Regions from separate parts of the Mus musculus genome. Here all the other regions are linked to region 4. The links are chromatin loops, found by intact Hi-C in ENCODE. Cell type or tissue: left cerebral cortex. All regions are shown on one strand.

Region 1 (5,000 bases), 310 kb after region 4:
TCCAAGAACTTGGATTATAATTCAATGATGCAAGAGGGACTCGTACATTTAAATATCTTCTTGTTATTAAGCATCTTAGTGAGAAGACTAAGGGAAGAAAGTTTGTAGCAGTGTGGTGAAGAAACATGATGAAATGTTTTATCATGCTTTAAAACAACAACAAATCAGTAGCTTGCTTGTGTGGCATCTTGTCAAAATCATAACAGGATCATTTAGGGCACCCCCTTTATTCCTTCTTATACTAAGTCTGTCTTGTAATTATTTTTTAGGAATAAACCAAGGAATTTATAATTTATGCTGTCACTCTAGCATGCGCAAGAATACTGGGGCACAGTTAGACACAGAACAGGGGCCAAATGAATCCCCTTTAAAACAAACAAACAAACAAACAAACAAACAAACAACAAACTTCCCAGGTGCATTAAAGCTCTTTACCACTTAACAAAATGCTGAACTAGTAGAATATCTTAACATCCAAACTCAGTATTCCATAGAAGGCAGTTTCTTCCAGTGTGCTACAGAGAGGAGGAAGTTTATCTTCAACAGTACATAGGAATTTTGGACCAAAAGTTGATTCAGCTACAAGTAATGTGAGCATTGCAAACTCCACACCGGTGTCAGCATTTTCATTCCTCCCCAGAGATGCCCAGCTGATAAGCAAGGGAAATACAATATCATGATTGCTCTGATATAAGCTGCCTATTCAGTTTGAGTTAAAATGGAAGGACCTACACTTTGCTGTTACCACTCCACGTCATAAAAAATTGGCCATTACATTTGGAAGGAACCTCCGAATGTCTACTTCACTTATTTTCAAATCAGAAAACAAGTGCAAATTGATTGTAGACCTCCACAATAATAATAACTGGTAACTCTTGATTTTTTTTTTTCTTGGTTGTTTGGTTTTAGAGACAGGGTCTGTCTTTGTAGCCCATGCTAGCCTTGAACTCAGATTCTCCCCATCAGCATCCTGGGTGCCGCAACAGGCATGCGCACCTGAGTGCTGGTTCTTTTAAAGTGGCTGTGACTTTCTTAAGTCAAAAGACAAAGGTAAATAACAGAAATCACCAACTCCTAGGAGGCATGGGACTGCCCTCTTCTCTCAGACTTCAATACAGTTTACAAAATACCTATATGGCCAAGTATCTGGGACATTTATTTTGAAGTTTCCTTTTTCAGATTTGGAGATTTTCAGAAATATAACAAACACATAAGAATTTCCTTCAGTTATATATTTTGGAATTTCCATCCATCCAACTGTACCCCTTTCATTAAACCACAAGATCTGTAAAAATCCTAGACATACTCTCTAGTCCATCATTTTTGTTAAACCAATTGAAATACTGAGGCCTAGAAACAAATGAGAATTCAATTTAGACACAAATTACGGGAGGCAAAAGAGTGCCTAAGTCAAATACAACATTGAGTTCCTAAATTAAACATCAGATTTCCTAAAACGGACGGATAAAACAGATTTTTCCCCCTCTTTTCAACGACATGGAATTTCACATTATACACAGCACCTAAAACCAAATTAATAATTGCATATTAGTGGGGGGCTATGATCATAAAATGGACGTCTGACAACACTAGCTCACTTTTTTTTTTTCTCTGTGAAATATGAAACGCTATTTAGATTTGTCCACCTGGTCTTAAGAAGTTGCGACCCAAGATTAAATGTAAAAGTCAGCCCCGTAAGTCTTTAAAAGAGGTCAACGATCTTCCTCTGGGCTGAAGTCATCGCTTTTGCTTACCCACATACCTAGGATGCTGGGGCGGCTCCTTCAAGTCACTGGGTATGAGGTTATAAATACTCTCGGAAGTGCAGGGTGAGTCCATGGCCACCAAGGAATTCCTTAACAAGTACTCAGCTTTTTGGCTCACTTTCCCACTGTCTCAACTCCTTCTCTCACCGCCTTTTTCTTTTCTTACTTTCTTATCAAAGAACTAAAATTTCTCTTTCGTGTAATTTCCCTTTGACCCTTTCGTAACAGTCCCTTTTTCAGGAAGAAAATAATTCTGCTCCGAGTCTGTTTAGCGTTGTTGACCACGTGGTTGCTAAGGAAACAGTTGCTAGGAGACGGGGCAACCTGGCTTTTATCTGATTCCTTTTTTGTAACCTCTTCTGTCTGAGAAAAACGTAAGGAAAAAGACGTTCCTGCGTCTTTGGAAAAGACGACATGAAAACATTGTCCCCCCCCCCCGCACCCAAACATTTTGTGGTTTTCCTCGGTACATCTGGAAAGAAAAATTCTACAATAGGGAGCAGGACAGACACGCACGCGTCACATAATAGTTTCCAACATTCAGGCCGCGCCCCTGCGGAGGTGGAGCGATCGACGGGGAAGGGGAGGAGCCTCGGGGTAATGGGCGGGGCGTCTGGGTTACGTGGTTGGCCTAGTGGCGCAGCGCGCAGTCAGCGCAGGCGCAGAAGCAGCAGCTTGGGGCGGGCTTGCCGGCTGAGGTTGCCAGGCGGTGCCGAAGGCGCTTCCCTTTCTCCCTTTCTCTCTTTCCTCTTCTTTGGGTGGTTTTCTTGGTGAGTTAATGGAGGAGGAATGGAAAGCCAGCGAGAGTTGTTACCCTAGCATCCCCCCTTCCGTCGTGCCCCATCAGGCCTCTCTTTGCCATCCACCTGTCGCACCGGACCCTGCGGCGGGCCCTGCGGTGCTCTGTCTCCACGGTGCGTGCGCGAGCGCTACCCGGCGCCAGGAGGACCAGCCTTTGGAAGAGGGCCTCGAATTTTGCCCAGGTTTCAGCCCTTGACTCCCTTTTTGACATGTTTTTGTTTTTTTCCTCTCCGAGAAGTGCTTATATTTCGTTTGAGCTGTTTGATCTCCCGTTCATGCATATGCACTTGTGATTGCACTCTCATTTGAAAGCCTTCACCCAGTCACATCCTTTGGCCCTGGGATTTGGGAGGAAATTTCGTGGGTCTAAATCCACTTGGCAGTTGCCCTGCCAGGGAAGTCAGGTGCATCAGTTCTTCAATTCTCACTGCCTGGTGGCTGGGTTAAATGGCCTGGTGGCTTAGTGAACTTTTCAGTCCTCACTTGGAAGGCCTCGCTCAATGCAAGTCGTGATTGGAGGCTTCTGCTAAATTTTATTCGATAAGAATAAAGAAACAATTTAGTTTCCCGTTTTTCGGTTTGATAGAATTTATCTATTTTTTTTCTGGGCAGCCCACGGTTCAGATGAATAATCTTTTGGGGTGGGGTGATGTGTTTCCTTATTTCACAGCAGATTGGGTTTCTTTAAAAACATTCCATAGATTAAGGGGTGGATAGGGAGCACCAATTTTTGCTTTTGAAAAAAAATGATTTCTCTGCTGCTTTTTACTTAACATGTAAAGAGAAAAACTTCCTTGTTGGATATATGCTCCTGTGCATGTTAACTGTTGAATCGTGAATTCATAGAATGTAAACAGTATTAACCAACTTGATAGCCATTAGCCAAGGCATATACCTTCCTGACCTCAGGATAGAACCCAAGGATTCAGGTATTTGAGGCCAGTAGTCGGAACCAGGTTGACAACCCAAGGCATGTTCTAATTAGAAGCAGCTGATACGTGAAAAGGGGTGTAAGAATGCAGCTTTCACTAAAGGGGAACGACATAAAGTTAGCAGACATTATTCATGGATTCTGTATGTCAGTGTCTCATTTGTTCAAGTTTATTCATAATTCTTCAATACTTAGCCACACATTATTAGTAATTTATGGACGTAGGCATGGCAGTGAAAATTTGGAAGCGTGGTATGTGATGTTTCCAGCTGAAGTGAGGCCAGCTGTGTTTTGTCTTGTGTGGGGTTTCAGTAACATATATCCTTTCTATATTCTGCAAAACATGCCACATGCTTTGCATTCTTATGGTTTCAGTGGCCACTTAAAGTGATCCCTAAACTGAGTACTCAGGTAGTAGTCCAAAGTATGACGAGACTGGTGTGTATACAGAGAAAGCAGGTATGTTAAGATGAGCTTCATTCAGGAATGAGTTAAGAGTGCTGCTGGCTTCATTCCTATTAATTAATGAGCAGCATATATATGTGTATATATATTAATATATTCATTGGAAAAAGTATTGTGACTAAAGGCTCATGGGAACCCAACCCAGCGTCTCACTTAGGAATTCATAGTGGCCACGCTCACCAGTTCATGGGTGGTGGGAGTGACCCTAACTACATAAACTACATAACTACATAAAGGAGAATACAGTGAAGACTCGGATTACAGGTAAACGGGCAGCAGTGGAGGATTAGTCCATCTTCTTCTGTCTTTTAATTAGCTCAACTAAGACTTGGCCAGAGAGGCTCCAAAGTTATTTTTATGGCTGAATATTACAAAACAAACTTTAGTATGTAGTTTAAGACAGAATTGGAAGGATATTCTTTTATTTGCCATTTGTCATCGCACTTGCCTGCCTTTTGCTAGTCTAATGAGCCCATTTACTGTGAAATTGTATGGATGCAGAATTTATAAGTTGAATTTATAAGTTTACTTAGACCTGCCAGTATTGTTTAGAAAGAGGAAATGAGGTAAATTTTGAAGTGAGACCATGGGGTGGTAGGCCCGAGGAAGACTGGAGAAAGTAAGGAAAGTTAATATGTGTAGTGTTTGCCTTTCCACTGTCTGCTCTTTATGGAATGGATATTAAGTAACCTGTGTAAAATGTTGAATCAAACATGAAATATTCATTGTCTATGAAGACAATAAGAACAAACCAGCTACTCAGCTACTCAGGTAGTCCACCATGTCTTGTGTGTGTGTGCGTGCATTGTGAGTTGTTTAATGCATGTGTGTACCTAAGAGTGTGTGTTCCTATGCATGTGCAGAAACAGAGGATTAATTATGTTGTTTTGAGGTGTCCATAAAAGCAGGTAGTGCTGCTGGGCAGTGGTGGTGCACACCTTTAATTCTAGCACTTGGGAGGCAGAGGCAGGCGATTTCTGAGTTCCAGGCCAGCCTGGTCTAGAGAGTGAGTTCCAGGATAGCCAGGGCTACACAGA
Region 2 (5,000 bases), 360 kb after region 4:
TCTGCCTCTATTTTCCACGTTATTTCAGACCCCAGCAATCCACTCTCCTTCCTTTCCGTAGAGCCTTTCACTAGGTGAGTGAGCTACAAGTGACTGATGAGGAGCGGAAACTGTGGAGACTCCTGGGCCCTGACCAAAATGCTGGATGCCCATTTGCATGTCTGCGGGGAGTTGCAACCATTCTCCTTAAATTAAATAAAAACACCCTCCAAGTCCTCAGACGCACATCTTACCTAGTTCCTCTACTGCTTGCCTTAGCTCAATGAGGGACAGTCTCCTCCAGATTTTCTTTCAATCACACACAAATGCTTGCCTCCTCCACTTTACAGATGCCACCCATATATTTTAAAATATAAGTGTTTTCCTGGATACATAAAACACATCCACTCGCTGACTCTGGCAAATGCCCAAATGAATTTTATGCAGTAAAGAACACGATTTATGAGTTAATTAAAATTATTTGGGTCATTTATAATCACTGTGAATTGAACTGAGCAGAATAAAAATAAAACTTGCCAAAATGGTAACTGTTTCTCTCTGCCTCACAAAATGGTAACTGTTTCTCTCTGCCTTGCAAAGCCCCCTAGCAAAGGTTTCAGTGCTCGCTTTCTAATCGGCCTGGAATCCAAGGGCTTGTTCTTGGCAGGCAGTGTAGTCTGGAGGGTTGTCATCTGCTCCTGTCTCCCTGATAAGTTTTCATTATGGAGAGCGGTGCCTGGCTGGGCACTGCACAGGGAGCTAGGTGAGGTGAGCATGCATTAGCTTCGCCATCCCCCTCCACACACTCCTCACCCTTCCTGCTAGAGCACTTCCTTAGTAACCATCCTTTGTTCTCACTGGTTACAATCTCCTTTATACTCATTCACACAAAAGGAGCACCTTCTTTTTTCCCTAAAAGTAGTTTATTCCAGGTTTTGATTATAAAATGAGTATGTATTTTAACGTAAAAAATTAAGAAAGACGAGGAAAGTTCAGCTCTTAGCAATAGCTCAGAGTTTGAGCCTTTGCTTTTTTTTTTTTAAGATGATTTTATTTTATGTATATTAGTACTTTGCCTAAAAGCATGTGTGTTCATGACCTGTGTGCCTGGTCTCCTAGTAGGCCAGAAGACAGGTTCAGTGAACTACCTTGTGGATGCTGGGCACTGAACCTGGTCCCTCTGGAAAAGCAGCCAGTGCTCCTGGAGACATGTCCTAGCCATATCTGCAGTCCCATAGAGCTTTACTAAAAAAAAAAAAAAAAAAAAAAAAAAAAAAAACCAAAAAACCTAATGAAGATCAGCCAGCTATAGTGATGCAGAGGGAGGAGGCTGCTGAGTTTCCATCAGCTTGGACTACACAGTAAGATCCTGTTTCAAAAAAACAAAAGTGATCTAGCTCAACTTGATCATTAGTTTTCCAATGTGCTAGTTTTCATTTAGTGTTTAATTTTGAAAATTAATTATCATTGTGTGTATGCGTGTGTGCGGGTCCAGTGTCACAGTGTATATGTGGAGATCGGAGGACAGCTTGGTCCTCGCCTACTGTTGGATTTGGGAATTGAACTCAGATCATCAGACTTGTGTGGCAAATGATTTTACTAGTTGAAAAGAGCTTTAGTAGCTGACCCAGCGAGTCATCTGAATCACCATTAGATTGTGATGATAAAGGATTCCTCATAACACATCCGGGAGTGTCGTCAGAGCTTATTCACTGTTTCCTTGGTAGGGAGCATCTGGTCTCCCTCTAGTAGTTAATGCCAAGTGAACACCTCTTCATGTACCCATGGGGCATGCTGATAGAGGATAACCCAAGAGGTGTCTCTGTTACATTAACTGAGGGAACTGGCTACATATAGCAGATACAGTTTTGAAAGGCAAAGGAGCTTTTGCTTCGTTCCCTTGTTTAAACCTTCAGTGTGGCCAAAGCCAGGCAGCAGGTGAGACAGATGCTGCAGGCCTGTCCTCAAATTGTCAGTCAGGTGAGATAGGAGCCTAGGGGAAAGCTGGCATGTTTGCTTTGTAAACTTCCTGACTTCTCTCTATACCACTTCAAATGCAAGACTGGCCCTACTGGGTGTACAGATTTGGTGTCCCTAACTGTGTAATGTGAACGCACAGAGGCCCTTCAGTGACTATTGAAGAGAGGGATCAATCTAGAAATTGAGCAGTCTCCAAAGACATGAAGTGAAACTTCTTCCACTATGTAGGGAAGCCTGACTGCTGTGGAAGTTCAGGTCCCTGTCTCCCTCTAGCGGTTGATCTGCACACTGGACCAGCAGGATGGCTGCCCTGCACAGACCAGAAGCCAAGATCAGTGGTGTCCTTAAATGCCCTTTGAAAATAATAGGAGCCGTGTTTTTGAAAGTGTCTTCCTCACTTCACAGAAGTTTCTGTCTTAAGCAGGCCATCTGTGTCTGCTTCTGCCACCAGGCATCAGTCAAGATTTTCTCCTTCAGGGAAGCACCTCAACTTCTTTTTAAAAATGAATTCAATAACCCACAGTGGGGGTTGTGGTGTGCGAGCTCACGTGTGTGTGTGTGTGTGTGTGTGTGTGTGTGTGTGTGTGTGTGTGTGTGTGTGTGTGAGAATAAAATAGCCATGGAGTTGACAATGCTCACATAAACTATGGAGGAACACACAAACATACTCTCACACATGCACATACATCACACACATGCTAAAAATTGTTTTCGCTTTTCATAAAATTGAAAGCATTAGGAAAACAATAAAAACCTGAAGAGATTTTAGGCTTCACTAGCAAGCCAGCTGCTTGCTTCAGGCTATGTCCAAAGTCTGTGTGAGAGTCTTTTCTCATAGTTTAGTCAATTGCCTCAGTTAGCCACAGCACCCTATATCTTTTATTGCCTTTTATTGAGTTCTTCATGTGCTTGCCATGTCTATAGCCAGGTGAGCAGCTTGGCTAAATGGAGGACCATCTATCTCCTCCCTGGCCTGGCCTGGCCTCCCTCCCACCCACTTCCTTCCCACCCACCTTTCCCCTCCCTATCTGTACTTCCTTCCCACTTCCTTTCTTCCCTTCTATCTGCCTATGTCCCGCCTTTCTAACTCCCTCCTTCTTATCTAAGGCAAACAATTGGAAAAACTGGCACAGATTTTCATATGTGTCTCCTTAGAGGACCTAATCCACTGACTTGTAACTTGGATTCCAGTCCTAGGCATGCAAACGAAGCAGCCGCTTCTTAGAAGAAAGACAGCTTCCTCTCCGCTGCTGCCATTGTGGCCATTGTGCTTGGCTTGTAATTTACAGCAAGTGCCAAACATAAAGTGAGAAACACTTTCCTTTTTGTCACTCTTGGTTCACCTGTCCAGTAAATGTTCTATTGCAGTTCCAACCACCTCCCTCACACCCACCTCGTTGGGATGAAAGCTGGCTATCCCAGCTTCTCAGTCTGTACTTGGCTAAGAACAGGCCATCTTTCAGGACTTAATGTGCAGCTGCAATGAGAGGGGGACAAATACATCCACCTCACCAGAATTACAATGAGGCGGTGCATCCAGGCTGTATGTCAACTGATGTCACGGTGGGCAAGGAAGGCGGTGACCTGTATGAGTGGTGTTTGTACTTCAGTCCAGAAACCATTGCCCACCCCCTTTTTTGGAGGAGAGCTCTTTATGGACTTGCAGGCAAAGTGCTGGAGGAAAGGAATTCAAAGGATGCTGTTAGCAAAGCTGAGGGGTGGGGGTTATTCTAAGAGGTCAAACTATGCAATATGCACTCGCCTCCCAAGACTTAGTCCTGAGGTCCCGAGGCTCTGGAGAGATGGGCAGTTAGGAGCTGGAGGGCTTTGCATGAGAGGCATTGAGGAAGCTACTTCCTCAGTGTGCTGGCTCCTGCTCTAGCTGGTGTTGAACAACTAAGGAAAAGGGAAGGGAAAAGGGAGGTGAAATCCAGGGTGGGCTGGCACTCACTGATTTTCACTAGGTGATCTGCATTTTATTTAAAACTTTCTGGCTTCAATGGGAGGGGATGTGCCTAGTCCTTTGGTGACCTGATGAGCCAGGTACCCAAAGGGTGCTTTGTCCTTCTCAGAGGAGAACGGGAGGGGGAGGATGGCGAGGGACCGTGTAAGGGGGCTCTTGGAGGAGATGAGGCCTTGATCAGGATGGAAAGTGAATAAATAAACAAATAAATGAGAGAGACAGAAAAAAGACTTGCCGGTTTTCAGTCCTGGTGGAAGGATGTGTGGGCTCTTCTTGAAATGCAGCAGGGAACTACTGTATTAGCCCACCCTGTGTAGAAGAAAACTATAGTAGGTTTTGAACAAATTGATGAGTAAAAGTTGAGTCAGTCAAAGGTCAGAACTACCCCTTGCCTCCTTAGGTGCAAATATTGAACACCGAAGCCGTCGGACCACATAGTTTTAATTTTGCATTGTCATTCCCGTCTTAGCCTCTTGACGTCCCTTAAGTCTGGGTAGGGAAGGGAAAAATGCTTGTCTTTGCTTTAAGCCCCAGTTTACCTTTTAAAAGTTTTGATGAAAAAGAAGCTAACCCAACTTTCTCTTAGATTGTTGTAGCACCCTAGTACCCCAACACTTACAACATGTGATGTTAATGAATGATGCTCTCAGAGGTTTTGTTCTCAGTGAGAACAAAGCAAGTCCTGTTTTCACTGCAGACTTGGCTGACCCCGAAGCTGTCTCACCCCATGACTGCTGATGGAAGGAACCAGACCATCCGCGTGCCCTCTGGCACTTGGCCTTGCTTGGAGTAACATTGCTGGTCCCTTGGTGGAGAGATTCTTCTTGCTGAATGACTTGGGGACAGGGTTAAAGAAGGACAGTGTTGGCTGGACACTGGCCTCCGCATCTCCCAGGCTGCCTGGCTTGTGTTCTGCTACTGGTAAGGCAGAGTGGGCAGGAGGGCTCTGTTTTGGGTGTTGTGCTTTAGAAGGTACCCGTGCCTCCAGCTAGCACGTAACCTTTTCCGGAGAGCAATGCCTTACCATCTCGTGCCCACACGAGTGGTTCCCAGAATGTGGTTTCTTAAATATTATCCT
Region 3 (5,000 bases), 150 kb after region 4:
ACTATAAAGTTCTTCTTTATATCTAATACAAAAGAGGTTTAACGAATACAAACGTTAAGAAGTCACCAACCCATGCAAAAACCATGATAAAGCTGTATTTCCATGTCACACGTGGAGAAGTGCCTTTCTGGAAGTGCTTTCTCTTAGGTAGGACACTCTTATTAAACCCATTTTTTAAAGAATATTGTCTACTCTCAAAGCCCATGTGTCCTCTCCAGGGCACTGCATATTAATGCCATTGTGAGGGTCAGGCCACTGTGTCCCCTAAGACTCACACTGACAGGAGTCTTTTTAGCATTTTAATATGGCTTACTATATAGCCTTTGCCCTCACTCCACAGCACTTAAGTTGGACATGTATTTTCAGTGTGACTGAGGTTTGACCAAGCCTCTTAGCTAACCAGGATGCTTAGAGAATGCTGTGGTTAATTGGATTTCCCTGTTCACAATCCCTTTTTGGTTCAATTGTGTAAACAAAAACTTCTTTCCAAAATATGTTAGTGTGCATCCTTATCTAATTAAGTAGGAAGTCCTGAAAAGGATTATGTTCCAGTCTCTCCCTCTCCTCCTCTCCCTCTCTTCTTCCATCCTCTACTCCCCAATTTAGAAACGATGTAAAATAAACATCATCTTTAAAAAGATTAACCATAATTTTAAGATTGTAACTAGGAAGTGGGACTTGAATGGGTATCGATCTGAGATATATTGTCAAAATAATTCCAACATATTTTAAGCTTGACAGATGTTACAGAAGATGGCTCCTCCCACTTCGCATCTCCTATCTCCGTGCTGCTGTAAGGGGCGGTCACTTGACCTCTGAACTGTTAAGGAGGATGGCTCCTCCCACTTCACGGCTCCTATCTCTGTGCTCCTTTAAGGGGCGGTCACTTGACCTCTGCTCTGTCTTCCTGGTGGGTGGGACTGCATTTCTCATATATGCTGCTACATTACATTTCTAAAAATATTCACATTAAAACAACTTTTTTTTTTTTTGCAAGACTGAGATTGAGTGCCGTGCATGCCGACAAATGTTCTAGCCTCAGTCTAATATATTTTCTAACACGTTTTATATAGCTAATTTGGTTTTTAAATGTATTCAAAACATATATGAAAACAGAAAATCTAAAGATTTTCTCTTTTCACTTCCCCTTCCTTCCTCTTTCCATGAAAACATACTAGGTAAGCAAGTAGTCTACCACCAAGCCCTGAACTTTGCCTAACTTTTGATGCACATTTAACTTTGAAGATTTTAAATATATTTGTGTGTGCTTTAAAAAAGGATTAAAATGAAAATACAGTATAATTAAATACAGTACCATTCTCTATTTTATACAACCAAAATCTCACATCTATCAAAAATGATACATTCTTAGTATAACATAAAGCCAACTACATATTCAAATTTTCCCAATTGTCCTTTAAAAGGCCTTTGTAATTTTTCTGTTCAACCTAAGACTAGACATTGGATTCTACTGTATTTTGAATGTATTCTCCAGAGTTCCTGAATTGGAAAATTAGCACTAATAAACATTAAGATGGGGCCCAATAAAAGGCAATCCAGACATGTGTTCTGCCCCCAATAATAGAGTATTACCGTCATTATAAGAATGGGTTAGTTGCTTTAATAGCAGATTGTTATAACAGTGACCTAGGTCCCCGTCAGTCTCTTATCTCTCTCCCTTATCTTTCCACTTTCTACCATGGGATGATACAGCATGAAGGAAGAAGGTATAGAAGATGGAATTGTCTCAGCCTTGGAAGCATTTGTATAAGTATCTAAGGGGACCAACCCTTGGGTTTCCATGCACCAAGATTAGAATCAAGGGCTCAGAGACAAACCGTAGCTCATCTTCCTATGGTTAATACAGAACTCTGACTGATAGGAAAAGGTGATCCAGAAGGCTTGAGCACCTAGGAAGGCAGAGGTGGGGAGATCATGAGTTCTAGGTCAGCCTGGGTTATATATCAAGACTCTGAAAGGAAGGAAGGAAGGGAGGGAGGGAGGGAGGGAGGGAGAGAAGAAGGGAGGGAGGGAGGAAAGAAGGAAGGAAGGAAGGAAGGAAGGAAGGAAGGAAGGAAGGAAGGAAGGAAAGAGATGGGGAAGAAAAGGAAAGAACTCTGTGGGATAAATGAATAATATTGGCCCATCTCTCTCACTTTCTGTAGCTCATTTTACTCATGAGACACCAACTCCACCTATCTTTAAGGATCTGCAGTTCTTCCTTAACCAACCGTTCATTACCGTCTACTGCTTTTAATTTGCACTGAGCAGTCTACTAAGATTCCCACTTTTTGAGTGGGCAATGCTGGGGATTTTTTTTATTATTATATTTTTTTGGAACAATCTGTGCCTCCAAAACACTTCCCATCTGATAACCATGATCGCTGAATCTGAGATGTTTGCCAATTACTGTCTTAGTCATCTCCTCACACCTAGCTCACTTCCTCCCAGGGAGCCAGTAAAAGTCTGCGGGGGCTGTAGGCAAAAATTCTATAGGGACTCTCTAGACTCCAGTGTGTTGTTTTGCTGCTATTCTGAGGTCTGAGCAAAGCCCATCACATCAAGTTTTCCTAATGAAAGAGGCAAGAAGGTAGAGAAGAATCATACAAATACAAACGATTTTCTTAAGTTGGCTATTCCTACTTTTAACCTTTGAAAACACAAAGCAAGCAGCAGCAGCAATGGGGTTTTATGGGTGTGGTCACTCCCAGAGAGATTGGCGTGGCTAAAATGGGCTGGATGGTGGTGGTTGTTGGCTGTGAGGAGGAGTGTGAATATAAATCCGAAAGGAATGTTGCTCAGCATTTTATTTTACGTAATAACTCACAAAATTGCCAGAGTCATCTATCAGTGGCCATTTCTATGATTGTTCTCAGCCTAGTCAGGGGCAATAAAAAGGAATGATTTAAGTTAAGGCAGCCAGTGGTGGTAGTGGTGAGGATTTGGCAAGTTTCAATTCTGGCATTTGATTAGAACCTTATTTGGAGGTGGGGTGCTCATCTCCTGAAATCTTGCACAGAACCTGCCCAGCTGTGTAACTTCACTGCCAGATCTGGGCCTGACTTTGAGTTTTACTCAAGCCTTTCAGGGATTTCTCTTGGACATGAATAGAATCCTCCTGGTTTAATGGCTACACACATTTTTATGAAGTGCCAGGATTAAATCAACTTGAGAAAAAAAAAATCAGAGTGAGAGTGTGTTTTGCAGACAGCTTAACTACAGTGAGTAATGCTTTTAAGCATAGAAAGCCCACTGCACAGAACTGTTGAGGGCCCATTGTATCCAACAGCACCCACCTATTTAGAGCCATGACTCAGCCAGCCTCCCCGAAAGTGAAAGAAGGCAGCAGAGAAAGGTTGGGGGTGGGGAGAGAAAGATGAGAAACTTTATCTTAGTTGAACTCCAACACCTTCAGTGAACCTCGGAGGTTCCAGGGCTATTGGTTACGAACATGGCACAGTGGCACAGGGGGAGCTGTTGCCTTGTGCTTTCTGAGGCTCTTTTCCTAAAACTGTAAGAACCATTTCTGTGGCTCCCTCTTCATTTTGGCTGCAGCCCTTGTCTTCCAGGTTTTCGTACACAGGCAAGTGCTCCAGATGGTTCAGCCCCACTTCTCCCCTCCTGCACGTTCTTCTACTATGTGTCACGTCTACCCTATTTTTAAAAATTCATTCTAAATACATAAAATTTATAATTGTTTGACTGAATTTTGTACAACATACCATGATTATATTCTTTTCCCTGAAATGGCTCTGCCCAAACACAGCAAGTTCATCTCTTTATTGACACAATCATTCTACTTGATAAACCCAACTCAACTACATTTTCAGCTGTTTTATTATTTCCTTGTTTGGTTCCTGACTTCTTTCCTTAGTCATGCAGGTCCAGCCCTGTCAAGTTTCCTTACTTTCCCTTTCCTCCCCGATTCTAGGTCTAATGCTCTTGTGTTACTCCCACACCCTCACCTTCTCCCTAAGATCATTACAATCCCAAGAATCATCATCACCTACTCTTTCCTCTTCTCCCTCTCTTTCTTCTTGTTTTGTACAAAAAAAGGGGGGATTTGTGGAAAGACGCAGGGAGCTATTCTTGAGGTGCTCAGCACTGAATGAGAGAAGCCATGTCCAAATTCCTGGTAGGGTAGTAATATGAAAAAATGCAAATTTATTGACTGAACTGGTGGATTGCATGGTAAGTATATATATGAAAAAGAGGAAGTTAGATAATGACCTGTAACAACCCTGCCACCCTATGCAGATATTTATTATAATTTGGATTCTTCTATAACCACTAAAACAAGAACCAAGTAAGTGCTGAGTGCTTTCTTCTCTTAAGCTTGTTCCCCATCATGCATCTGCTTATTGGATTTCTTTGTTGTCTTGACGATTCTTCTTGGACAGACAAGACTGAACACATGAAGGAAGCATGCCATAGAACCGGCTATTGTGGGTTGAATATAAACTGTCCTTCCCAAAGGCTCCCATGTTGAAGGCTTTGTAGCCAGGTGATGGCACTACTGCCAGATGACCGTGGCTCAATGACTCTGCTATTTGGAAGTAGGTGGCTGGGGCATGTCTTTGATATGTGATCTATGTCCAGTTTGGTAGACGCCCCACCCCCAGCCTCTCCTGGTCGGCAAGGTGGACATACCCTCCCTTCCCCAATCATCATTTCTTTCTATCATGATGTTCTGACTTGCCACAGGCCTGGTCAAATGGCCATTCGAGGTCCCTGAAACTGTAAGCCAAAATGAACCTTTCCTCTTTTTAGTTGTCTTTTTCAGGTATTTTGTTACAGTGCTACAAAGTTTGAGTAACACAATGTCCTTATTTTATAAGGAAAAGTATATCCCTAAAGTTAAATGAAAATTTTTCTTTCGTTTTTTTTCCCACTAGTGCTGGCCATTCAATCCAGGGTCTTGTGAATGTGAGCTAGGCAAGCACTCTGCCCACCACTGCCACACCCCAGCTGCAGTCTTTTTCTCTCCCACCCTTAGCCAT
Region 4 (5,000 bases):
ACCCAGCACATGGAGGCAGGAGAAGCAGGAGAAGCAGGAGAGGCAGGAAGCAAAGGCAGGTAGCTCTCTTGTGAGTTTGAGGCCAGCCTGGTCTACATAGTTCAAGGACAGTGGGACTGCACAGAGAAACCTTGTCTTGAAAACAAAAACAAAAACAAACAAAAAGCATGCATTTTGTAATCAAACATTAAAATACTATAGCTGATTGTTAGCCTGTGTTTTTTCTTTTTTCTTTTCTTTTGTGGTATGAGGAAAATCAACAGAGAGATGGGGAAAAGTAAATTATTAAGTCAAGCTGTTCTCCATAGTCTATTCAAGATGAGTGTGATGGTTTGTATAACGCCTGACCCAGGGAGTGGCACTATTAGGAGGAATGGCCTTATTGGAGAAAGTGTGTCACTGTGGGGGTAAGCTTTGAGACCCTCCTCTTAGTCACATAGGAGCCAGTCTTCTCTTTGCCTTCTAAACAAGATATAGAGCTCTCAGCTCCTCTAGCGCCATCCCTGCCTGGATGCTGCCATGCTTCACGCCATGATGATAATGGATTGAACCTCAGATTCTGTAAGCCAGCCCCAATTAAATGCTGTCTTTACAAGAGTTACCTGGGTCCTGGTGTCTCTTCACAGCAGTAAAACCCAAACTAAGAAGACAATATACTCATTTTCAAAATGCTAGTTAATACATTCAAGTTTTACCTCCCAATCTGCAGATCTGACAACTTTAGGAATCCTAATCTCAAATTATAATAATCTCTGAATGGGATCCAGATGAAGACCTGTCACATTTCAATCACAATTTCATATAGTAGAAGCAAGCATATACTCTCTTTTTTTTTTTTTTTTAAGACTTATTTATTATTATATGTAAGTACACTGTAGCTGTCGTCAGACACACCAGAAGAGGGAGTCAGATCTTGTTACGGATGGTTGCACACCAGAAGAGGGAGTCAGATCTTGTTACGGATGGTTGTGAGCCACCATGTGGTTGCTGGGATTTGAACTCTGGACCTTTGGAAGAGCAGTCGGGTGCTCTTACCCACTGAGCCATCTCACCAGCCCCGCATATACTCTCTTAATGCAACCTGACCTTCAAGCAATGGAGTAAAATAAACCAGTTTAAAACTGTAAAAAGTAAACTATGTTTGAAATTACTCATGTTAAACTTTTTCAGATAAAAGACATTTAATTATAAAAACTTTTTTTGTCATGGGAGTGTTTCATACATTCAGAACCAGAGATGCTAACAGCACAAAGCCCCAGGAGACTAGGGAACCAAGAAAATCACATTTCATATAAGCCCACTCGCACCCATATAAAGCTTTTAAAGTTAAATCCCAGATGCCAGTTCATTCATAAACCCTATAGATATTTGGGCAGGCATAGCTGAAAGATAAGAACTTTAGTATTAACCTGCTGGCAAAACCAAAATGCTGCACTGGGTGTCTACAATGGAGTACTCTGCACAATGGAGTTTCGTTCACATAGAAGCTGAGCACAAGGCAATCTTTTACCTTAAGTATCCACTTAACACTAAGAACTGACAAAGCTCCCAAAGCCGTGAGACAAATTCAGAAAGGGCTCACACGTGAAAATCACAAGACACCCCCAGGTTAAGTTTATAAACAAGATACCTGTGGGTGTGCTTGCTTATATACTCAAATCCTGTGAGTTTACTGGGCATCTACTCGTTTACAAATTAAAATTATCTGAGTTTATAGTCAATCTTCTTAGCTATATACTTAATATACTTATACACTTAGCTACATACTCAAATCCCGTAAGTTTACAGTGGACTTGCTCAGTTATACATTAAAATCCTGTGAGTTTATAGAAAATACGCTGCGCAGAAATCTCAAGTGCACAGAATGGATGTAACGGATGCTCAGTAAGTAACTGCTATCTACTTCAAAACCTCAGCCTGGACAATGCTAACAGTAAACAGCCTGAAGCTGTCTGGCCTTCCCAGTACAGGGACAGGGTAGGCAACAGAAGAGCCAGCGTACCTCCACTAGGGGTCAGACATGAATCAGTTTTAGAGCTATAGCTGGGCAGAAACACTGTGGGAGCCTGTTATCCAACAAATACTTCCCCCTAGTTCTCTCTGAATGAACAGTCCGTAACCGCCTTTCAGAGCACTTGGAGTTCAGTAATGTTAGTCTTTTCCCTTGTTTCAGGAGCTTCATAAATGATGTCTATGTCTAGAGTCAGAGCCCTGTTGTTTCTGCTTTGCGAGGTTGTAAATTTCTCTGACAACCCAGACAAATTTGTTAATCATAAGCAACAACTTCCCATCTCTGGATTTATACACTGTTCAACCCCTGAACTAATAAGCTTATCAAGGCTGTCCTCTGTGTGCTCTCTGTTTCTTCTGTACATTTATTAGAAACATATACACCCACAAATTTACACATAAAACACGGGAAGATGGAAATATAAGATGATGTTTTAAGCATAGAAACTATTTTGAATTTGAAAAAAAAAAATCCTTGCCCTACAGCCCTATGTTTCACCTGAGAGTGGGAAAATGGTGAAGCGGTTAGTGTGAGATGACTGTGGACACCGCCACACAGTGAGAAGGAAAGGGGCGCAGAAGGCACGTTTCATTAACCGGCCGGCCGAGGAAGTGCACTATATCACATGACATTTTCAACACTCTGAAGGAAGTGAGGCTAGAGGCAGCACGCTTCCTTCCACGCAATCAGCCTAGTGTGTCTGGCTCATGGTGCAGACTGCACAGATGTTTGCTAAATGAATGAACAAACAAAAAATGTATTTCTTAATTCTTAACTGTCCTCACACTTAGCTTTGAATATTTCTGCTCTGTTTTTATGTCAAAGATGAGAAGTTATCTGTTGAACATTGAAAGCAGGGGGCTGCAATTCCCACAATAAACACTGATTAAGTTAGGAGTCACATACTTTCTATGTAGGCTATGGAAAGCAATGAGGAACAAGATCCGGGCTCTCCAGCAGGAGAGCTATGAACTATGCCTGGGCAGGGCGAAGCCAGAGGAAACTCTGGTGGAGGTCCGTAGCGGTCCTGACGTGCAAATCGGTCGTCCGACCTGGGTATAGGGGCGAAAGACTAATCGAACCATCTAGTAGCTGGTTCCCTCCGAAGTTTCCCTCAGGATAGCTGGCGCTCTCGCTCTTTTCCCGACGTACGCAGTTTTATCCGGTAAAGCGAATGATTAGAGGTCTTGGGGCCGAAACGATCTCAACCTATTCTCAAACTTTAAATGGGTAAGAAGCCCGGCTCGCTGGCGTGGAGCCGGGCGTGGAATGCGAGTGCCTAGTGGGCCACTTTTGGTAAGCAGAACTGGCGCTGCGGGATGAACCGAACGCATATGTTATTCTTCACCCACACCTCCACTGCACAGGGAGGACGGCACCTGGGCACTGCCTTTTCTGCCGCCCTTCCAGGGAAAGTTAATAGAGATAGCCAGCAGCACACTCGCTCTGGCACATGCTACAGCCTCAGCCACACAGCGGGCACCGTCTCCTACAAGGACAACATCCAGTGTGATACCTGGCCTGCCCTGCCTCCGCCCTTTCAATCCTTAAACATCTGAAGTTTCCTTTTATGAACAAAAACTGAGTTGGGAGGGTGGAGACACATCTTAGGAGTAAAGTGTGGAAGTTGAGGAGTTTTAACAAGCATGGGTGGTGCTTCACACAATGAACTGTCTGTCCCTAATGAACATTTAAACGTGAGGACTATCTCTCCCTCAGGAGGCAAGCCTGTTGCTTTCCTCCAAAGACCAGACACAGGAGGAGGTGAACACTGGTTCTGTGACCCTGGTTGTAAGTTATGCAGCAGCTAGGAAAAGCCAGCTTAAAACCACCTAATTACAGTACTGTCTGGGGCAATACTACTAAGAAAAAGCCAGAGAAGAGAGCCATGTTTTAGAGGCGGCTCAAACCCTAGTGTGAATCTCTCTCTAGTTCTCTTACAGTTACTTATCTCTGCCAAAGACTTCCGATTAATTCTCTCTGAAGCTATCTTTCACATTAAAATATTTCATAATAAAGTGTTTAGAACCCTTACAGAGATTTTGAAATCACATCTAGTTTCTTGACTGCCAGGTTAAACTTCATGTATTATGTTTTTCAAGTCTTAAAGTCTTCACCTTAAAAGTGAGTTTCTGACAGCCTCTTTAATCCAGCTCAATTCCTTTCATTATAGATTACCATTCATTATTTTTAAGTAGTATCAAGATTCTCTTTTAAACTTTTCACCTACTGGTTTATTTTATAGAATATGTCTACATTTCTATGTAAGTCCAAGATTGCCCTATTTTTGTTATTTTCTTAAAGACTTTCTTAGTTATTTGAAATATGGTTTCTAAATCACTAGGTACCACTAACCCTGAGTTACCCGGGCTATGGGGAGGGAGAAGGAAGACACAGAGCAGTCACTTAGGAACAGGCCATGGTGGCCATGACAAAAGGTGTCAGCATCCTCCCCTTACCCAACAGGCACTGTGCATACAAGCTCCTACTATGTACCCGGTACCTACTTAATGAAAAACTCAGTCACAGGACGCATTTTCTGTCCTTCATCATCTTTTCTCTGAGAAGAATTCATAGAAATCGTTTCAAAAACATAATGATAAGTAAATGGGGTGGATTTGTAGTTAGCACTTGACTTGGGAGGCTGAGACAGGAGTCACTTGAGCCCAGGAGTCCAAAAGCAGCCAAGTCAACATAAGGAAATCCTGATTCTACAAAAAGAGAGGAGGAGGATGCGGAAGGGGCAAGCACAGAGGGAGCTACGAGGGAAAGTCCATACTCAACAACTCGATATTTTACTTTGCATAATCTAATAACCAATTTTTGCTTCTTGTTTCCTTATTTCCCAGTATCAAACTTGTGTTAGTGCCTTAGTTTCTCGGAACAGGTTAATCAAGAGGCAGGAATTCTCACCTAACTTACCACAGACAGGAACAATCAACAGGCTGTTCTGGGGAGCAAGGATTTCCACAGTGTTATTAATGAACAT
Region 5 (5,000 bases), 290 kb after region 4:
ACACTTCAGATAGACCTCTTCCATTAAACTACAACAACGATATGTCAAATGGCCCATTTATTCAAAATAGAGGAACCATATGTGAAACCTAATATCCATTCACGCAATAACCTGGGTAGCTGAGTTACTAGAATGGAAAAGATACAGCTTGGAGACAGCTTCAATTATTCTAGAGCTCCATCTAGTGAAAAATAGCTCCGTTATGAGTACTTTAAAAAATAAATTTAGTGAATGGAAGTAACTATTTTCTCACTCTTTTAAAATACCAGTTTGTTGTAGGAGAAAGTGGGCTTCCTTACAACCTAAATGCACCAAATTGGAAACAAAATATTTTATGAATCTCTGTATTATGGCTTGCTTTTATTTTTTCCTTTCCCTTTTCAAAGAGTAAGCTTTACTGAGCACTTTTGCTAGAGCCCAAAGAGACTGCTTTGAGACAGTGGAAGCCCCGGCTTCAGTAGCAGGGCTGGGGGGTGGACGAAGAGTTAGAGAGGCCTGAAGCCCACAGGCTCACCTGCAGAACTGCCTCCCTTTCTTCGTCAGAGAGTCTCTTCATGGCCGCTTTCTTGAGGTTCTCCTGGATGTAATTGTCATACTCTTCTTGTGCTTTCTTCACATCCTCATTTCGCTTGCATATGTACTCAGGCGTGATGCCATAATCCTGCGAGGATTTCCAGAGAAAAAAAGCCAATCAGTTTCCTGTGAGCAGTCTTCTGTGTGTGAGCAGAGCAACTGGGAATTAGAGAACAAGAAAGCTTATTGTTTTCAATATTCAAGAAAAAAACAAACAAAAATGACCCAATAAACAAAAACTAGGCAAATTGGCAAAATCCAGCCATTACACATACACACTTACATGCACATACATGCACATGAGCGCACACATACGCCACTTCCAAAACGTAGAGCTAGTTCATTCTGATCTCTTAAAATAAGATGCTGGACCAGAAAGTTGGCTCACTGAGTAAAGGTACTTGCCACCAAGTCTTACAATCTGAATTCAATCTCCTGAACTCACAGGATGGAAGCAGAGAACTGACTTCTATAAATTGTCCTCTGACCTTCACATATGTGTATATACTTGGGCACGCACACACACATAACACACACACACATGCATACACACATGTACACACACATAATACACACATAACACACATACATCACACAACACACATAACACGCACACACAACACACATAATGTACACACACCACACATAACACACATACATAACACACACACATGAGAGCGAGTGAGCGAGCGAGCGAGAGAGAGAGAGAGAGAGAGAACTTGTAGCAATTTGTTTTCTCTCTTCTATCACCAGTGTCTCTTCTTAAACTCTAGACTATTTTTTAGACAGAGTAGCCCAGGCTGGCCTTGAACTCTTTATGTAGACCAGACTAGCCACAAATTTATAGAGATCCACATGCCTCAGATTCTTGAGTGCTGAGACTAACATCACCATAACCAGAAACTTTCACTTTTAGGTGTTGGCTTTTCTGGGGCTGTGGAGAAGGCTCAGTGGTTAGAAACCTTGCTGCCTTTGCAGAAGAGCTGAGTTCAGTTCCTAGCACCCACTGAGGTAGCTCAGAACCAGCAATATCTCCAGTTCCAAGGGAGATGTCCTCTTCTTGTAGGTACTGCAATGATATACACATGGACACATGTGCATATACACAGCTAAAAAAATAAAGTAAGTCTTTTAAAAAAAAGAGTTGTTTTTTTCTTTCTTGTATAATTTAGCTTGAAATCTCTTGAGTATCTCCGAGGTGCCTTCTCTCTCTCTCTCTCTCTCTCTCTCTCTCTCTCTCTCTCTCTCTCACACACACACACACACACACACACACACACACACACACCTGGCTAAATAAAAAAGACAAACCCTCTTAAACCATAAAAGCAAGCCCTTCCTGGGCACTAGGCCCACGGGGAGCTTGGCTGTGGCCTCTAAGGTTGATATGGAAGGGCGAGCTGCCTGTCTGGGCTCCTGGGATGCTCACAGGAACTGATGGTGAGGCCACTGGCTGTACTTCTTTCATATTAGTGAATGTAGTGTCACTGTCTAAAGGACTACAATTTCTTTGTGTTCAGTTTTCAAAACAGTATTTGAGGACATATTGAGTACTAAGAGTAATAGTGAACAGAAAAGTAAGGTGTCTTTCCTCATAGGATTCTTATTCTTGGGTAGAGAAATGTGTTCAGTCTACTTCAAAAGAGGAAAACACTAGGCATCTGTATCTGGGGCCAGGAAGATGGCTCAGAAGTTAAAGAGCACTGGCTGCGTTTGCAGAGGACCTGGGTTCAGTTCCCAGTACTCACATTGTGACTTACAACTATCTGTAACTCCAGTTTCAGGGGATCTAACAACCTTTTCTGGCCTTCACAGCACTGCTCACATAGACAGAGATACATGCAGGCAAAATACTCATTAAAATACTTAGGCAAAGTACACATAAAAATAAATAAACCTAAAAAAATTAAATGACATCTGTATTGATTTTCTTCCCTAAGCAACATGGTATACCAATGATCTATACAGCATTTGCCCTATTATATTGGCTACGTTAAGATATCTAGAGACTAAGAGTAAAGCCCATAACAGGTTATGTATGTTACATACATCTACTAAGCCATTCATATGAAGGCCACAAGTATTTGTGGATATTGGTACCCACAAGGTACCCCTGTGATACTGAGGAAGAAGACTATAACATGTGCACATGCTCTGATGTAAACAAGGGCTAAGAAGGGTAATATGAAAGGGAACCTACTGAAGATAAAGATCCCAGGGAAGTTATCTCCCAGGAAGCAGCCGTGAGGGCTCTGGTAGTCAAGGAAACAACTTATAATTCTCAAAAAGTCATCCCCTGACTTCTGCATGTGAGCTGTGGCACATGCTCCATAATAAAAAGATAGTTTTTTAAAGGTTAGATTATGTTTGGGATGTTATGTTCAGGAAAGGGACCAGTGTAATGCATTTTAGGAAAATAATCTGGCAAATGAGCAAAAGCTTTAGTGATCTTATGGGTTGCTACAAGCTAAGTGGCTGGAGGCTGATGAATGGTGTCACTAATTGTTCTATTATAATGTTTATCCATTCTGGCCATTTTATTAAGTGCCAGACATTGTCAGGTACTTAGTACACTTAATGTCATTTAATGCTCACTATACCCCTGTGGTCGATTCCATGGCATGTCACAGATCCCAAAGTTAGCAAGCAGCAAGTCAGAATTTGAAATGCTAGCTCGCTGTTACTGTGACACACACCATATGCTCATTCATCTTTCAGTTTGTCTCCACAATCTCAACGCACAAATGACATATAATTCATTTAGAACCAATGAGGGGGTGGTCTATTTGTTTTTCCCCAAATTGTATCCCTTTATCATCTGATACTGGTTGTTGTTGTTGCTGTTGTTATGATCTTGGCATAAGCTAAAATCATCTGGGAGGATAGAAGCTCAATTGAGAAAATGGCTTCATCAAATTGGCTTCTAAAACAAGTCTATTTGGGCATTTTCTTGATTAATGGTTGATATGGGAGGGCACAGCCCACTGTGGGTGGTGCCATCCCTACGCTGGTGGTCCTGGGTTTTATAAAAAAAGCAAACTGAGAAAACCATGGGAGCAAGCTAGTCAGCAGCACCCCTCCATGGCCTCTGCATCAGCTCCTGTCTCCCCATTCCTGGGTTGAGTTCCTGGTCTGAGTTCCTTCTGTGATGGACTATAAACTGTAAGACTGAATAAACCCTTCCCCTTCTATGTTGGTTTTGGTCTAGCACATAGGATAGTAATAGAAACCAAACTGAGACATGGTGACCTCCACTACTTATCATGGATTTTTTTTTTTTTGAGTTAACTCTGAAGTTGACCAAATAAGTCTGTGAAGAGAGACAGCAAGAGAACAGCAAGTGTGTGCTGCCTCTGTGGCTTGATAGACACACACTCTCACACTCTGTGAGCTTTATATTTCTGTGATGGAGGATACTTCAACATTTTTTCAAAAAGAAAGTGTATTAACATGGGGAGCACAAACAGGGACGGCACAGAGGAGAGGCAGTGTGTGCAGCCCTTGCTGTCACAACAGATCAATAGTGGGTTGGAAGTGACTTGAAGGAGCCAGTGATGGGACAAGAACCATGGAATAAGTATCCCGAGAAGCCTTAGTAATGTTCTCAGCACGAGGCCAGCGACCCGACAACAGCTGAGTTCTTCCGGAGGTGATCTTAGCCTGCTGGACAAGACAAATTTCCCAGAGAATGGGCGCTGTGCTCTGAATATGGCCTGGAGCCTGTTTCCACTTCTACACTCATAGGTGGTATGCAGCACATCACTGGACTACCTAGATCATCCCTCACGGTTAGAGTTCACCCTCCCTCCTCTCCCCTCCCCTTTCCCATCTTCTCCCTCCCCTTCCCTCATCCTCTCCCCTTCCCTCTCATCTGTTTTTCCTTCTCTTCTTCTTTTCTTTCCCTTTCTCCTTTTCCTCTCTCCCTCTGCTTCTCTATTCCTTAAGCGCGCGCTCTCTCTCCTTCTTCCTTCCTTCCTTCCTTCCTTCCTTCCTTCCTTCCTTCCTTCCTTCCTTCCTCCCTCCCTCCCTCCCTCCCTCCCTCCCTCCTTCCTTCCTCCTTCCTTCCTTCCTTCCTTCCTTCCTTCCTTCCTTCCTTCCTTCCTTCCTTCCTATTTCTTTTCTATTTCTGGTCACAACTAACTACTATTTGTTATTAATATTTAGGACTTTGCAGCTTATTTTAGTATGTGTTCACACATACTTTTATGCTCAACAAAGTATAGAAAATAGGATAAGATTTAAGTATTTTTCTTTGTAAGTTTTTTTTTTTATTTAAAAAACCTTCTCTTTTTTTCTTTTTTCTTTTTCTTTTTTTTGAGACAAGGTTTCTCTGTGTGGCCCTGGCTGTTCTGTAACTCACTCTGTAGACCAGGCTGGCCTCAAACTCAGAGATCTGCCTGCCTCTGCCTCCCAAGTGCTGGGATTAA

What was found. Peaks named below come from ENCODE experiments on the same cell type or tissue, not always from the same donor. Only the 100,000 strongest peaks of a DNase experiment are listed, where the experiment ranks them.
Region 1: it touches region 4 in a loop (3-fold over the local background); 8 of 42 quality-filtered maps call a loop at or near these places.
Region 2: it touches region 4 in a loop (6-fold over the local background); 22 of 42 quality-filtered maps call a loop at or near these places.
Region 3: it touches region 4 in a loop (4-fold over the local background); 2 of 42 quality-filtered maps call a loop at or near these places.
Region 5: it touches region 4 in a loop (7-fold over the local background); 33 of 42 quality-filtered maps call a loop at or near these places.

Annotation. Positions count from the first base shown.
Region 1 is chr2:21,203,310-21,208,309 of GRCm38, forward strand. Enkur (enkurin, TRPC channel interacting protein) reads right to left here and starts at 2,056. Exons shown (of 5, transcript NM_027728.2): 1 at 1,763-2,056. The coding sequence starts at 1,839. It overlaps Thnsl1 (threonine synthase-like 1 (bacterial)), which reads left to right and starts at 2,415. Exons shown (of 3, transcript NM_177588.2): 1 at 2,415-2,536. In left cerebral cortex, a CTCF peak has its summit at 1,896; DNase peaks (open chromatin) are centred at 2,081 and 2,380; H3K4me3 peaks cover 2,442 bases; H3K27ac peaks cover 1,436 bases.
Region 2 is chr2:21,259,581-21,264,580 of GRCm38, forward strand. No RefSeq gene overlaps it. Among named protein-coding and RNA genes, the nearest start is that of Gm52501, 33 kb to the left of the region's middle. In left cerebral cortex, a CTCF peak has its summit at 2,234 (motif pointing left); DNase peaks (open chromatin) are centred at 2,233 and 4,662.
Region 3 is chr2:21,051,367-21,056,366 of GRCm38, forward strand. It overlaps the pseudogene Gm13377. Among named protein-coding and RNA genes, the nearest start is that of Gm13375, 85 kb to the left of the region's middle. In left cerebral cortex, CTCF peaks have their summits at 2,230 and 3,466; DNase peaks (open chromatin) are centred at 2,421, 3,293 and 3,539; H3K27ac peaks cover 1,207 bases.
Region 4 is chr2:20,896,868-20,901,867 of GRCm38, forward strand. The region is part of intron 3 of Arhgap21 (Rho GTPase activating protein 21); the gene reads right to left. Among named protein-coding and RNA genes, the nearest start is that of Arhgap21, 68 kb to the right of the region's middle. In left cerebral cortex, a CTCF peak has its summit at 2,011 (motif pointing right); a DNase peak (open chromatin) is centred at 2,023; H3K27ac peaks cover 195 bases.
Region 5 is chr2:21,188,653-21,193,652 of GRCm38, forward strand. Enkur (enkurin, TRPC channel interacting protein) reads right to left here. Exons shown (of 5, transcript NM_027728.2): 4 at 515-661. Among named protein-coding and RNA genes, the nearest start is that of Enkur, 14 kb to the right of the region's middle. In left cerebral cortex, a CTCF peak has its summit at 188; a DNase peak (open chromatin) is centred at 94.